Linked DNA regions of Homo sapiens: region 1 is linked to region 2. The links are chromatin loops, found by intact Hi-C in ENCODE. Cell type or tissue: PC-9. All regions are shown on one strand.

Region 1 (8,000 bases), 630 kb before region 2:
TAAAACAAAACCAGAATAAAATGCTGTGAATGGAATGATTTAACACCTGGCAAGGTAGCTACAACCATACGTTGTGTAAAGGAAGAGAAAATTGTAATTGCCAGTTGAGAATTGAGCCTTTGGATTTTTTTTTTTTTTAACTTTGGTGTGTCGCATTGACACTTTCCTTTTTTAAAAAAGTAAATCTTAGAATAAGATGTATGATTTCTGGCAGAGTATCTCTTGACATCCACATAAAAATGTTTGGTAGGATTGGGAACAATGACTAGGAATGACAGAATGGAAAAGAACAGGTTGTGAAATCTTGAGGGTAACTAGTGGCGGGGCCTGTGAGAGGGGCCTGTGACAGGGGCCAGGAATTAACCTCTCAAGTCTATTTTCTTATTTGTCAAATTTCTTTAATGCAGTCTGTTTTGATAAAACTATTAAATAAGAGACTTGAGAAAGCATTTTTGAAAACTGAAAAGAACTGTTCTGTCATTATAAGTTACTTTGCTATTATAATTATTAATGATAAATAGGAATCTAGAATTCGATTGCAAATTTTAGTTGAGACACCAAAGAGATTCTGTTGTTCAATTAAAAAAATAAATATTTATTGAACATCTACTGTGCCAGGTACCCTGCTAGAATAGTTATACGGTAGTTCTAATTTTTCCACCTTTTTCCAGACCAAGAATAAATATGCAAATATTGTGCAATGAATAACTGGAAGTAACATTCACATTTTCACTGAAATCTCCCTAACAGACTAACGGCTTCATCACTCAGCTTCATGGATATGAACTGATGCTGAAATTGATAAATCACATTACAATTGGCTGTTCTCTGTATCTGAGAGAGTTTGTAAAAGCAGAATTAATGTTTTTAGATCAAGCAATCCTCTACTAATAATGGTAATAACTCTTTATCTATGGAAGGAATCATATGAGACTTTCCAGGTTGTTCAGACAGATGAATTCAGCGAACCTTGCCACACTGTGGGGAGGGAGGGCGGGGCATGGAGTTCTGACGGTCCAGTTATCTCAGAGTATTGGAAGTGATGGATCAACTCAGAACAGGGAATTAATGTCATAGGAAACTGAGGCTCCAAAACACCATTGGACAATTGGCAAAGCCGATGACTAAAATGGATTAATTTGGTTTATCTCCATTTAATCTAGGCTTGAGAACACCCTGTACATCTGTACATAATGTCTATAAAAACAAAGCATTTTGGTTTTCTTATAAGTGCGTACGTGAGAAAAATAGCCATACAAACCTTAGTGTTCCCTTTGGGTGTCTTTTTTTTTTTTTTTTTTTTTTTTTTTTGAGACAGAGTCTTGCTCTGTCGCCCAGGCTAGAGTGCAATGGCGCTATCATGGCTCACTGCAAGCTCCGCCTCCCAGGTTCATGCCATTCTCCTTCCTCAGCCTCCCAAGTAGCTGGGACTACAGGTGCCCGCCACCACACCTGGCTGATTTTTTCTATTTTTAGTAGAGACGGGGTTTCACCGTGTTAGCCAGGATAGTCTCGATCTCCTGACCTCGTGATCTGCCTGCCTCGGCCTCCTAAATTGCTGGGATTACAGGTGTGAGCCACCTCGCCCGGCCCCTTTGGGTGTCTTTTAAAGAATATCCTTTGAAAGATCAGGGTGCCTCAACCTTGGCACTGTTGACATTTTGAGCGAGATAATTCTTGATTGCTGCGGGCTGTCCCATGCCTTGTAGGATATTTAGTAACATTCCTGTCCTCTACTCACTAGATGCCAGCATCAACCCTCAGTCCTGACAATCAGATATGTCTCAAGGCACTGCTGAATATTTTCTGAGAGCAAAACCATTCTGGCTTAAAAACTACTACACTAAATCAGAGGTCCCCAATCCCCGGGCCACAGACCGATACCAGTCCATGGCCTTTAGGAACTAGGCCGCACAGCAGGAGTTAAGCAGCAAGCAAACCAGCATTACTGCCTGAGCTCCACCTCCTGTCAGATCAGTGGTGGCATTCGATTCTCATAGGAGCACAAACCCTATCATGAGCTGCACATGGAAGGCATCTGGGTTGCATGTCCTTATGAGAATCTAACTAATGCCTGATGATCTGAGGTGGAACAGTTTCATCCTAAATCCACGAAAGCAGTCTCTGGTCCCAAAAAGGTTGGGGGTTGCTACACTAAATGATATAAATGAGTACTATCATGTGTCACACACCCTTTTATGCCCATTTTTATGTGTTAACTCAATTAATCCTCTTAGCTACTTTTTAAGGTAGATTCCATTGTTAGCATCCCCATTTTACAGATGAGGAACTGACACAGAGTGGTTAAGTAATTTGCCGAAGTCACCCATCCATAATTTAATCCCTTCAGCCTGCCTACAGATTCCTATAATCTTAACTGTTTATTCCTTTTTGTTCTATGTAAGTGGTTTGTGCCTCCTGATGAACCATGCATGTTAATACTTTGAGGACTTCTCTTCTAGATGCCTCAGGATTTGTTCTTGATGTGATTTCCAATTTTTAAACTGATTTGGTTTTGATGATGATCTTTGTTTTTTAAAAGCTAGTTACATATTGATCCACAGGGCATGGTGAATCTGTCCTTGGCCCCTTGGCTGTTTGAAATGGGGTAAGCTCTGGGCAAGTTCCTTTGCAACGTCAAGCAAAGGAGTGCATTGATATAAATGCCAGTGAGTTCATTGGAAACGCTCTCACAGAGGCAAGACACTGGAAACGCATCTATTTTTGTCCTTGGTCAGCTGTGCTATAGCTAAAACATTAGGGCCTAATGGCTTCCCATCCTTGTTGTCACGCTCATGGCCTCTTGATCTAGTTTGCCTTCTCATGCTTGCTTTGGTCTTACTCTCGCCTCCCCTGAAAAAGAGATTATTTTCCGTTACATTATGGCTATTATTTGCTTAATAACCCAAATTCAGGAAGCAGAATAACTTTTAGAACTAAATTCTCCAAATCCTGAAAAACCTACTGGCCTTGGAGAATTCAAGAAACCTGGCTAAAGCTCACCAGTCACACAGACAAGGAACATTTCCTAAGCACTAAGTGGAGAGGAACAAGGCAGTGTGGGCCGAGCATCTCTGCCGGAGTATATAGTTCATGCTTTCAGTCACAGGAATGCACCTGTGAGAAAATACCTAATACAATTAGGAACCTAGAATAAGTGTCTTCTTTTCCAAAATCAACTTACTTAGGTGCAAACAATATTTGATTAATCTTTAAAAGGAATTTCAGAGACAAGTCCAACTGCATTTTGGTAGAAAAAAAAACTTTACCTTCCCTTTTAAAAGCCTTTTCCAGAGTTTTAGTGAATCGCCTTGTATATAATCTTGACCAGCAGAGGGCTTCCATACCTGACAAATGATGTCTGAACAGAACAAAAGGGTCACAGAATTTCTCAGTATTTGATATTTGTTTTTCATTCTCCTTGTTTTTCTTCTGTTTTGATTGCCAAAGTCCTTTCAAGTTGAGTTTTTACTGAACTACAAAATGTTGATTTCCACCCCCCCACCCCACATACTGTATAAGGTATAACCAGATCTTTTTTGTGTATAAAAAGTAAGGTTAGCACTGTGGAAATGTTTTCTGCTAATTTGGTTATATAAAGGCTATTTCTATAGGAATTGATATTTTGTAGGAATTTACAAATCAAATTTACAAATTTGATTTACAAATTAAATAGGAATCTGTTCATTGCTAACCCTCATTAAGAGAGAAATATCCTCTTTTTTTTCTGTATATATCACATGAAGCATTAGCTTTGCAATACTGTTGGTATTGGCCTCTAGCATAAACTGTTGAGTCATCTTTTCAAGACCTGGTTGCCTAAGAGAACATTTTTATCAACCCACCACTCTCCATTTTATATTCTAACCCTTTTAACATTCAGAAAACTTTAGATCCTGAAAGCACACCCACGATTGAGAATGGCTGGTGTATGATTATTGTGAACATGTACAGGCAGACATGTAGATGGTTTGGTGTATGTTGATGCTTATGCATGCCCTGTCCATAAGTTGGTACCCATAAGCCAGTGAAGTTGGGAGTAACGAACCATTGACTAATCTGATGATTTTTCAGTGCAGAGGTATGTTTCAGAGATAGGTAGACATGTACCTGAGCAATTGTCTCCTTGCCAGGCATTCTGCACATGCTTATTGACATCTCCTAAAGGCGATGTCCCCGCTTTCTGTTCTCCCTCAAGGGAGTTATCTAATAGCAGGGCTATTGGGTACCCTCAGGCTGGTGGGAAAGATATTTGTGACAGGTTTCTTAGTTCACATCACATAGGCAGATATTCATTTGTACTGTTCTCACCTATGAACTATATACAGTGATTAAAAGTATTGGCAACCAAAGATACTATGAAGATGAATTGCTTTGGTTCTAAAGATAGAACTGGAACTAAATTCTAGATTTACAGAAACAATAGCCCATGTAATCGATTATCCTTTCTACATTGGGTGCTAGAAATTTTAGAGTCATGTTTACTAAGGTTCACTTCTGGTTAAGGGCACAGGATCTCATGACATCATCATGTGTGGAGTTCTTATATTTTCCCACTTAATTTCTTGTGTTGAGTGTATTTTTGTCAGGTATTTTGTATCTATCTGGGTGCCTAGGAGAGTATAAAAATAAATGTATGGAATTTCCAAATCCTGGAATAGAGTGGTCATGCCACAGCAGAACAAAAATGTCAAAATATTTGAAACCAGAAATACATTAATTGAGGTCATTTCGAGGAAGGCTGATGACTGTCTCTCAGTCTATGGAAAAAGTAGGTAGGCTTTGTCTTCCAGCTTTATGAGTAAAACAGGGTAAAGCTAAAAGAAGAATAGATTTGGAATCAGAGAACCATGGTTTTCATCATGGAGAGGTGATATTTTATGACCATGAGGCACATGGGCTCCGGGCCAGATTGTTCATTTGAATTCCAATACTACCCTAAAGGTTGCTAGATGACCTTCACCAAGTTACTCCTCTGTCCTTCTGTTTTGCCACCTATAAAATACAGAAAAATTTAGTATCTGTCTCACACAGTTATAAGGATTAAATGAAATAATACACATGAAATGTTGAGAGGATGCCTGCTACATAATCAAACCTCAAATCCGTTCATTACTATGATAGTCTTGTGGTTCTGTCACTTTTATTGGAAATGTCACTTTAGCTGAGTCCCAGTTTCCTCATCCCCCTGACCCTCCAGAAAAAAATAATACAACATCATACTCTTCTGGTAAGGAATAAGGGATAATTGTGAAAGAATTTGTCATTGCAAAACACTGAAGAAAAGTAACGTGGTATTAGTGTTACATTTTTTGTGCACATCTTAGTTTTGTATTAGAAAAAATATGCAGGTTTACATGGAAAGTCACATTGGCCTGGTTAGCCTTATTAAAGTAAATAAGTTGGGAAACATATTCAGAAAGTTTAGAAATGCAACTAAAGAGGCACCTTTATCTTTGAATTTTTTTTTTTTTTGGTTATTTTAGCTTGTTAAATTATTTTTCTTTGGCACTGACCTTTGGCATTTTTACTACTTGATTGTAGAGACATTCCAAAGGAGAGAGTGGACATGTAACTATTATTGGAATTTGGGAAACTAGAAGGAGGGGGAGGTGAAAGAGACTGTTAGGTCAGCCTAAGGGTAAGATTGATGATGACTGGGATGGGGAGTTGTAGGAGATTAACACCTAATTACTTAAAAGAAACAATTTTAACAAATGAAAGAAGGAGGTGAGTATTGGTTTAACACTTGAGGATTTCTATTCCTATCTGTGTCTTACTATCATTTGTACAATATCAGCAGGTGGCTTGCATTTTGAACCAACCCTTCTCTCTTATTTCCCTGGTGATATTTTATGGTTTCCACACCTCAGTGTGTGTTTTTCTTAGCACACTCCTTCGTCTGATTAAGTACAGGAATGTCAAAGGTCATTTCTACCATCATCTGTGTCTGACCTTGGTTTACATTCATCTCTCTCTCTCTCTCTCTCTCTCTCTCTCTCTCTCTCTGAAGTCTCTAACAAGAAGCAGAACAGTAAAGACATTGGGCAGATGTTTAACAGACCAGGGTGTTGTCTAAAGTATGGGTTCACCCACTTTAAAGAACAGCAACAACAAGATTCACATTAAATTTTTATCTTTCTGGTTATCAGCATGAATTCTTAAAATATTCTATAGATAACTGTAATATGTTAAAAATCATTCAGGTGATCATTATGTCCATTAATTAATAAAGTCCTATACATTTTGACTGTGTTGAACCACACATCCTGCCCTGAATTCACCATACATTTTCATTTTCCATACTTGGCTCGTCCTGGAAAGCTTTCTATCATGGAAGTCACAAACCAGATGCCCATATTCAAAATTAAATGTGTCCATGTCTTTTATTTACTTTGTGTAGTTTTATTTACTGATTTGAATTAGATACATATACTTCGAAAGTCAACAATTTCACAGAGAAATTTCCATATTATCTTGAAAAATCAGAAGATCTGGCAACTCTCGGCCCGTGGGCTTCCATAGTAATGGCCAGAGCTGCCTTGTGGCTGCCACTTTGACAGGAGATAAGCTTCTCGTTGGTCACAGTTGGTATCACTCCCATTTGCTTTTCTTCCCTCAGCTAGATTTATTCCCTGAAAGCATCTGTCTCCTGTAAGATTTGAGCTTATGACCTTGGAGTAGAAGCCAGATTATCTCTCAAGGCTACCTATGTTTGCCCAAGCCTCTGTTTCCCTTAGCGTTGCATTTCTTCACTACCCCCGCAAATTCTAAGTAGCCGTTTTGTAAATTTGTCTCCTCAACTCAGATGGTCAACTTCTAAGAGTAGAATCCAGTTCCTTCCCTCTTCATCTCTGACAGTACCAAGTGTAGTGTTTCTCCGACATGCATGCATCTTTCAGCAGATTTGCCAGGATAGAGAATGAACTGGTTGACTGATAGTAAGAGCCTAGGAATGAGTTATTACCCTTCCACTGGCCTTTATGAGCTGCTCTGCAGTCGTGTAATTAAGAAGGCATTCACAGTTTGCTTTATAGCACTATCAAAGTTTCCAAAATGAATAAAATAGCTTCATCATTAATAATTTGGATTCATCATCTTTGACCCAAAGGCATCCCACACTAGAGACTGCAAACATTATTTTAAGCAGTTTATTGGATTATTGGATGAGTAACTAATGGATTAACAGGTCAAATAAATTAATGGATAAATTGATGTGAACATGTGGTTGAATGACTTTCCAATTGTAATTGTAACTGTAAAAGGCAGACACCCTAAGGGGGAATTAAGCAGTAGCAACAAACACTATTATCATTAGAGTTTCCGGAAGCAAGCATAACAGACAGGATGTTTTCTAATGAAACTGTAAAACAATTATAATAGCTCTTTGGAGCTTTGGTGTCTTTTTTGTTTGGTTTGGTTGTTTTCCTAGCGCATCCAAAGGAAGAAGCTGTGTTTGGAGCATCAGCCAGTTAAAGTATTGTAATTCTTGAAAATAACCATCTACTTGAGGGCCAAAGATGGACAGTAAAGTAGGCAATTAAGCATGTGCTACATAAATATGTGTAAATCTAATGCCATCTGCCACATTGTCCAAAGTGGACTAGTTGTCTTTATATCTCTACCTCATAAATCAGTTTTAAAGGGCTCCCTGAGGCAATGTTCCCTGTAATGACTGGGTACAAGATCTTCATTCTTTTGCTAAGACTATAGTTCTCTTGTTTCCCATGACTAAAATAACATACTTTTCTTTTGGGGTTAGAGAATCAGTTAACTTTGCCATGTAATAAACCACCTTAGAAATTAGTGGTGGTTAATAATTAAAATAACCATTTATTTAGCTTATGATTCTGCTGGACAGTTCTGGGCTGGGATCAGTTGGGCTGATTTTAGCTGGACTACCTCTTGTTTCTGTGGACATTTGACAGGTGACCTGGAGATTGGTTAGTCCCTTATGGTCTCACTCACATATCTGGTGGGTGGCTATGGTATTATGGGTA
Region 2 (8,000 bases):
ATGGTAGTGTTTTGAGAACTACTCACATTAATGATCAATTGCTAATTCACTATGCCACTTGATCATATAGTAGGAACATTAAGAAGTTTGAGGACATGTCCTGATTTAGATATCTCTCTACCACCCCTCCCAATATAAAACGAAGTTTCTGTTTCCAGGCCACAAGCTCTGCACCCCTCTACAGCAGGCAGGCCAACGTGAATAGTTATGCAGTTATGTGCTGCACAAAAGTGCCCAGTAAGGCCGATATCGAAATCAGTACTGGGCTAAAGATTATCTAACCTTAGAGAGGTGTCTAGGTTTGACTATTGGCGTGGAGAGAAAATGAGGCAGCTGTGGAGCAATGGTTAAAACCATGGGTTCTAGAAAAAGCTGAAATCAAATCATTCTACTAGCTTATGTGACCTAGCATAAGCTATTCAGATTTGTTTCCCCAGCTAATAGTAACAATTCATGGGTTGATAGGAGAAATAATATACTAGTGTTTAGTATGGTACCTGGTAGGTGATCAATAAAACATTAGCTATTACTGTATGTTAGGGATGAAGAGGGCTTACTCATTCAGTTTTCCTCTCGGAGTTTTAACCAATAAGACACTGAAGTCAGACTTTTAAAAATATATACAACAGAGGCGCTGCTGCACCCTCACTCTATAGGATGTCCTGGTGCCTTCCTCCTTATCCACGCTGGAGTCCTTTGTGTAGGGAGAAGGCTGGCTCCTAGGTCACTGCCTTCTTGGAGATTTAGAGAACCCAAAAGCATGTGACCATTGCAGTACAACTGTCCCATCATGGTTCATGTGGTCCAGTGGGTTTGAGGCTCTTGTGGATCCACCACCAGTCAGATAGGACTGTCTTCCCCATGGGAAGTGTCCTGGTCCCAAACCCCCAGTGTTTCCCTGACAAGATGAGAGATTTGACAGAAGTTTTTCTTTTAGGAGACCTGATGGGAATATGGGCAGGATGGAGAGGGCTTTACTACTCCTCCTAGGTAGAGGTCCTGTGTCTTCCTCAGAGGCCACTCCTCTCTGCACATGGCTGTGTAACAGGAATAATGCAGGCCTTTCTGATCACATCTGCCCTCCTGTAGGTTGACACTGAGGTGGACATTCACAGGACTATACCCAGTCAAATTGAATGCCATTATCTGGGAAAAACTTTCAACTTCTTCAACCTCCTGAGTTATTCACTTTTGTCCAGGTGGGATTTACTTCTCTCTGTGCTTCAAGCAGCTCTGAAACTTTTTCAGAGAGAAAAGTCAAGTATGGAAACCTGGTCAGCAGAGACCCTTTATTGTCGGTGCAGAAATGTGGTTCTGGGTGGGGAAGTGCTCTGCAATGCACGGAGCTCCTTACCAGCATTTAGGCTTAATAGGGCAGTGGAAACATGAACCAGGATTGAGTATCTACAGAAGCAAGGCATTTTTAGTTTGTTTTGCTCTGAGTGAGGCCTAGAGGCACAGGGCAGTGAGCAAGAGTCTCCTTAGTAGCTAGCGCCCCAGGGGGCCAACAGGGTTATGTGTCAAGCATACACTGGGTGGGACTGGGAGACTCTGGCAGAGTGACTCAGGCTTTTTGCCTGTAGAAATCCTGCCTACACTTTAGGGTTCGGTTGAAATGCTACCTCTTTATGGATCTGCCCTTGATTTCCTCCTGGCTATTTCTGAGCTTTCCTTTTTCTGAACTCCCTAGTACCTTGCTGGTTTCACTCATGTCCCTTGTATTACAGCTGCCTGTGTAACCGTGTGATCAGAGGCATCATGGGAGAGAGAGCCTAACTTGGGTTTGAGTCAGATTCAGTTACATGTTAACTATGTGACATTGGGCACATCACCTAACCTTTCTGAGCCTTAAGTCCTTCATTTGTAAAATAAGAATAATATTCACTTTACCAAGCTGTTTGAAAGATTGAATGTAGGGTATGTACAAAACTTGATATATACTATGCATTTAATAAATTGTCATTTATTGCAGACTGTAAGCTCTTAAAAAATAGAATCTTATTCATCTTTTTTTTTTTTTATCTCCAGCACCTGGCACAGTGCCTGGGACATAATTAGGCACTCAGTAAATGTTTATTTGAGTCAAGTAATGAATTACTTTTAAAAAGATATTTCTCAAAATTTCTTATGTCCTGTTTAGTGTTTCCTAAAAAACTTTAGCCCCTGGGTTTTGACTTCTGTAGTCTCTTAATGAAAGAGCTAAAGAAGACATTCAACATGTGAAAGGGGGACAGACTGCCCCAAGAGCTCCTTGGAAATCTTCATGTTATTTCCTGCTTACATCTGATTGATGATTTCAGGACAGGATGGCTTAGAACATCCATCAATTTTTTTTTCCTTCCAGATTCTTAGAATTTGCACCAGGTATACCCCAGAACAAGACACCATGACTTTCTCAGACGGCCTTACCCTAAATCGAACTCAGATGCACAATGCTGGATTTGGTCCTCTGACTGACCTTGTGTTCACCTTTGCCAACCAGCTCCTGCCTTTGGAAATGGATGACACAGAAACAGGCCTTCTCAGTGCCATCTGCTTAATCTGTGGAGGTACCAACTATGTAGAAAAGCCTCATGAAATTCCATGAAGAACAGTTTATACTTGTAATTTGTGAAAAATTCCTCATTTCCCTTTTGGAGTTGTTTTACATGGGAAAACATGTGAATAAAGCCAGGCATACATGCCTGGTTTCATTGTATTTTTCCATGTTGTTACAAATTAACTAATGGTATTTGGGATCCTTCTGCTCAGAAAGAAATCCCAAAAAGCTATTACTCCAATTGCCACAGATTTTTTTTCTTAAAGGCAGGATCACACTATTATAAAATGAATTGTCTGGGGACATTTGAATGATGACAAGGGACTTGTATGTGCTGTTTGTTATCTAGTGGGTAGGCATACAAGTATTTGGCTGGGCCCTCCCACCAACCCTTGCAGGACTGGGATAAAATTTAGCTTTCTTCTTTGTAGTGACCCCTACTGGCCTATAGGAGGCTGAATCGTAAGTGGTTAAAAAGTAATGGTTTTAATTAAGGAGCAGATTTATTTTATGCTAAAATAACCATCCTGCTCAAGATTTGTTTTAATTCAGTTTGGTAGTGACACCTTCTGGTCAAAGGAGGTAATTCTTTCCCTGGGACAAAAGCAACCAGGCATCAAAATGTTTATACTACCAAGGGGGGGCAGTTTTTTTTTGTTTTTCAAGTATCACTGCTTAAAGCAACTGCATAAGTCTGCAAATTTGTGTATGTAATTGAATTACCAAATTAATGAACTCATAACAGTAGGAATAAGGAAACAAGGAAGAGGGGAAAAGGGCATAAATCCTGATTTTGTTTAATACTTTATTCCTGGTATCCAGACCGCCAGGACCTTGAGGAACCGACAAAAGTAGATAAGCTACAAGAACCATTGCTGGAAGCACTAAAAATTTATATCAGAAAAAGACGACCCAGCAAGCCTCACATGTTTCCAAAGATCTTAATGAAAATCACAGATCTCCGTAGCATCAGTGCTAAAGGTATGTCTTCGTGCTCTCAGTACTGTAGTCACACAGTGGACTTGAGGGCCTTACCAGGTTGTGTTGCTTTATTCAATTCAGGATGTTTAATGGCTGCTTTTAAAGTCTTGGAACTCATTTCTCATTGAAATCAAAAGGAAATACTATCCCTCCCCCCTCTAAAAAAAAAAAAAAAACACCTCAAATCTTACCCTATTCAATTATCTTAACGATTGAGAGCTTTAAAATTCATGACTGATTAGAAAAACATTGTTTTCAAGAGAATGTACTAAAACAGGCTAATTCTCTAGGTTCATACATTTAATTCCAGCTTTCTACACATCTCTGGTTTATGTTACCTTGACTCCAGTTTTTCTTGAATATCTAAACCTTTGTTAAGTTTCTCTCAATCACTTTAGCCATTGCTCTTTTGTATATAGGCAGATTTTCTTCTGCACACTTCTAAGCAAAGGAATTCTTGCCTAAGAGGTATATTCTTTGCCTAGTGATTTTCTGTTTATGTAGCAACTCAAGCAATTAATAGAGGTGCCTAGATCCATATCACAGTTGAGTGTTTAACAGTAAGGTTTTTCTATGTAGAGAGACAACTCAGCAGCTATCCCTGGTACCAAATGGGCTATTGTCATTCTCCTTTCCCCATCAGACTACTTACTCTGTCTCTGAAGATGTTTGCTAGCCAAGGAATAAACTCTGTATTTCAGAAAGTGCTTAAAAGCACAGGGAACTTGTTTGACAAGCAGTCTTAACTCGAGCTCCTTCTAAGAGGTCTCCTAGATGAGCATTCTGAATTCATCCTTGCATGGAATTAAGAGTAGAAGTAAACAGCAGATACCAGTGTGGTTGTGAATACGGTATCTTTGATTTTTAAAAATGAGGCTGTTTAACATAATACTATCATTCTGTATAGATGACTAGACTAGTGATATCTAATAGAATTTACTGCAATTACAGAAATAATCTGTACTGTCCAGTTCAGTAGCCACCAGACACAAGAGGTTCTCGAGCACTTGAAGTGTGGCTTATGCAACTGAGGCACTGTTTTTCTCATTTTATTTAACAAATTTAAATTTAGCTACCTAGTGGGTATTGTACTGGACAGAGTGCTGCTAAATCTAGTTGTCAATAGTCACTGCACATCGTGAACTCCTCTGTTTGTGGGTAACTGCCATCAACCTGTCTTTTTCAAGATACACTTCTTTCATCAGGAACTTCTCTTTGTAAATTGTTATTTCCTGAAACTAAGACATCATATTTAAACGTCACCATATCTCAGCTGCTTTTCCACAAAGTAAAAATGTTTTAATGGTGTAAAATAAGGATAGCCTCTGGGAGGCATTGTTTGCATAATTTTCTGTTATCAAAAGGAGCAATTGTATCAGTTATTGCTTGCATAAAAGACGAATGAAGTTCTAGCAGATCATAAAAAGACCCTCTCTATCAACATACTATGAGTCTGAGCTGGTTGAGAACCCAATCTAACTAACTTTGCAATAAACTAACACATGATTTTTGGTGGATGCAGTTCCCATTCCAAATACATTTATCTTTCTTTGTATTTATGAGTGTGATAGTAATCGATAGATCTTTTTCAACAAAAAGCCACCTGATATCTACATTTCATAATTCCTAAGCAAGAATCTTAGGAAACACCTCTGTTAAAATATATGAAAATTGGTCCCTGGTTATCTGTCATAGCTTAACTCCTTATCTTAACCATATTTCCATTATCTCTTTTGAAAAGGTGCAGAGCGTGTAATTACCTTGAAAATGGAAATTCCTGGATCAATGCCACCTCTCATTCAAGAAATGCTGGAGAATTCTGAAGGACATGAACCCTTGACCCCAAGTTCAAGTGGGAACACAGCAGAGCACAGTCCTAGCATCTCACCCAGCTCAGTGGAAAACAGTGGGGTCAGTCAGTCACCACTCGTGCAATAAGACATTTTCTAGCTACTTCAAACATTCCCCAGTACCTTCAGTTCCAGGATTTAAAATGCAAGAAAAAACATTTTTACTGCTGCTTAGTTTTTGGACTGAAAAGATATTAAAACTCAAGAAGGACCAAGAAGTTTTCATATGTATCAATATATATACTCCTCACTGTGTAACTTACCTAGAAATACAAACTTTTCCAATTTTAAAAAATCAGCCATTTCATGCAACCAGAAACTAGTTAAAAGCTTCTATTTTCCTCTTTGAACACTCAAGATTGCATGGCAAAGACCCAGTCAAAATGATTTACCCCTGGTTAAGTTTCTGAAGACTTTGTACATACAGAAGTATGGCTCTGTTCTTTCTATACTGTATGTTTGGTGCTTTCCTTTTGTCTTGCATACTCAAAATAACCATGACACCAAGGTTATGAAATAGACTACTGTACACGTCTACCTAGGTTCAAAAAGATAACTGTCTTGCTTTCATGGAATAGTCAAGACATCAAGGTAAGGAAACAGGACTATTGACAGGACTATTGTACAGTATGACAAGATAAGGCTGAAGATATTCTACTTTAGTTAGTATGGAAGCTTGTCTTTGCTCTTTCTGATGCTCTCAAACTGCATCTTTTATTTCATGTTGCCCAGTAAAAGTATACAAATTCCCTGCACTAGCAGAAGAGAATTCTGTATCAGTGTAACTGCCAGTTCAGTTAATCAAATGTCATTTGTTCAATTGTTAATGTCACTTTAAATTAAAAGTGGTTTATTACTTGTTTAATGACATAACTACACAGTTAGTTAAAAAAAATTTTTTTACAGTAATGATAGCCTCCAAGGCAGAAACACTTTTCAGTGTTAAGTTTTTGTTTACTTGTTCACAAGCCATTAGGGAAATTTCATGGGATAATTAGCAGGCTGGTCTACCACCTGGACCATGTAACTCTAGTGTCCTTCCTGATTCATGCCTGATATTGGGATTTTTTTTTCCAGCCTTCTTGATGCCAAGGGGCTAATTAATATTAACAACTCCCAAAGAAACAGGCATAGAATCTGCCTCCTTTGACCTTGTTCAATCACTATGAAGCAGAGTGAAAGCTGTGGTAGAGTGGTTAACAGATACAAGTGTCAGTTTCTTAGTTCTCATTTAAGCACTAGTGGAATTTTTTTTTTTTGATATATTAGCAAGTCTGTGATGTACTTTCACTGGCTCTGTTTGTACATTGAGATTGTTTGTTTAACAATGCTTTCTATGTTCATATACTGTTTACCTTTTTCCATGGAGTCTCCTGGCAAAGAATAAAATATATTTATTTTAAAGGTGTGTGGGAGCTTTTACTACACCTTTATCTTCAGTAAAGAGACAGAGAACACAGTTCCATTTTTAATGTTTAAATTTCATTTCAAAAAGCAGGTCTGTAGTTTGTAACCATGACAATTAAAATCTGTGCTAATGCACGGCAGTCTATAACAATTCTACAAGCCAATCAGACAGTACGTGACATTTCAATGAGTAAAAAAGAGCATAAAACTGTATGTGTAAGAACAAAATGTTAAAAGGCCTACCACAATAATAAAAAACCGTCAATTACATCATCACATTAAAATAAGCCAGATGTACAAAAGTCTGAGACAGAGAAGACAAAAGGACAACACAAGATATTTGTTGAAAAATGTTTGTGCTCTTTGGGCACTTAATTAAACATTGCAAAATCAACATCATCTTCTTCTTCATCAGACTCTGCAAAATATTTTACTTCTTTCCTAGCCCGACCGGTTCGTGGCAGAGAAGGTGGCTCAGTAGGGAAGTCTGAGGGGAAGATGTCCACATCTGAATCCTGATCAAAAGATGTCTTCTTCGGTTTCTAGATTTTTTTTCAATAGATTTAAAAGTTATGAAAGGAAGTAAAGACTAGTATTAAGAACTATCACTCCTTAAACTTCGCTTATGTTTAGGAAGTATTACAAATAATGGTGCTTTTAAAATTAGAATCATAATGCTAACCTAAGTGTAAGACCAGTTATCTTATTTTTTGGAGGAAAAAGATTACATACAGTAATTCACCACCTTGGTGGTTTCATATTTACCAAGTTCTAGCCTGAAAAATGTAACACCTTTATTTCTGAAATTATATATTACCCAAAAAGTATGCACAATGCCCAGATTAGTAAAAATTCAAGCTGTCCTACTGGTAAGTACATATCAAGAATTCATGGGAGGAAACAAGACTCCTGCACCGTGTGTAGTATGTGTGCACTGTAAGTGTTTAAAAAAATGCAAAGCATCACCGAGGTGGACCTGAGACATAGAAGATGACTGAATGGAAGAGGTCAATGTGGAAATCAACATAAAAAGGGATGCGGGGGAGCTGATGTCATTCATTTACCTAAAAGAAATAGTGTACTTCTGGAAAAGGGTCAGACTAATTGGAAAAATCAGCCACAGTCAAATGAATTCAATTAAAAAAAAAATCAAATTAGCCCTGGTCAAATAAATCCAAGTTAAAAGGAAACAGTCTTTAGTCTGAAAAATAATATTTTAGTCT

Evidence for each region. Peaks named below come from ENCODE experiments on the same cell type or tissue, not always from the same donor. Only the 100,000 strongest peaks of a DNase experiment are listed, where the experiment ranks them.
Region 1: a loop joins it to region 2, with 10 times the contacts of the local background. A loop is called at or near these places in 68 of 110 quality-filtered maps.

What each region holds. Positions count from the first base shown.
Region 1 is chr3:24,960,637-24,968,636 of GRCh38, forward strand. It overlaps a transcript of RARB not described here. Among named protein-coding and RNA genes, the nearest start is that of RARB-AS1, 420 kb to the right of the region's middle. In PC-9, CTCF peaks have their summits at 3,299 (motif pointing right) and 3,503; no DNase peak of the experiment used is centred here.
Region 2 is chr3:25,591,159-25,599,158 of GRCh38, forward strand. It overlaps RARB (retinoic acid receptor beta), which reads left to right. Exons shown (of 8, transcript NM_000965.5): 6 at 2,345-2,549; 7 at 3,362-3,520; 8 at 5,262-6,774. The coding sequence ends at 5,458. TOP2B (DNA topoisomerase II beta) reads right to left here. Exons shown (of 36, transcript NM_001330700.2): 36 at 6,826-7,319. The coding sequence ends at 7,149. Among named protein-coding and RNA genes, the nearest start is that of TOP2B, 70 kb to the right of the region's middle. In PC-9, CTCF peaks have their summits at 1,505, 3,104 (motif pointing left) and 3,303; DNase peaks (open chromatin) are centred at 1,503 and 3,043; H3K27ac peaks cover 1,280 bases.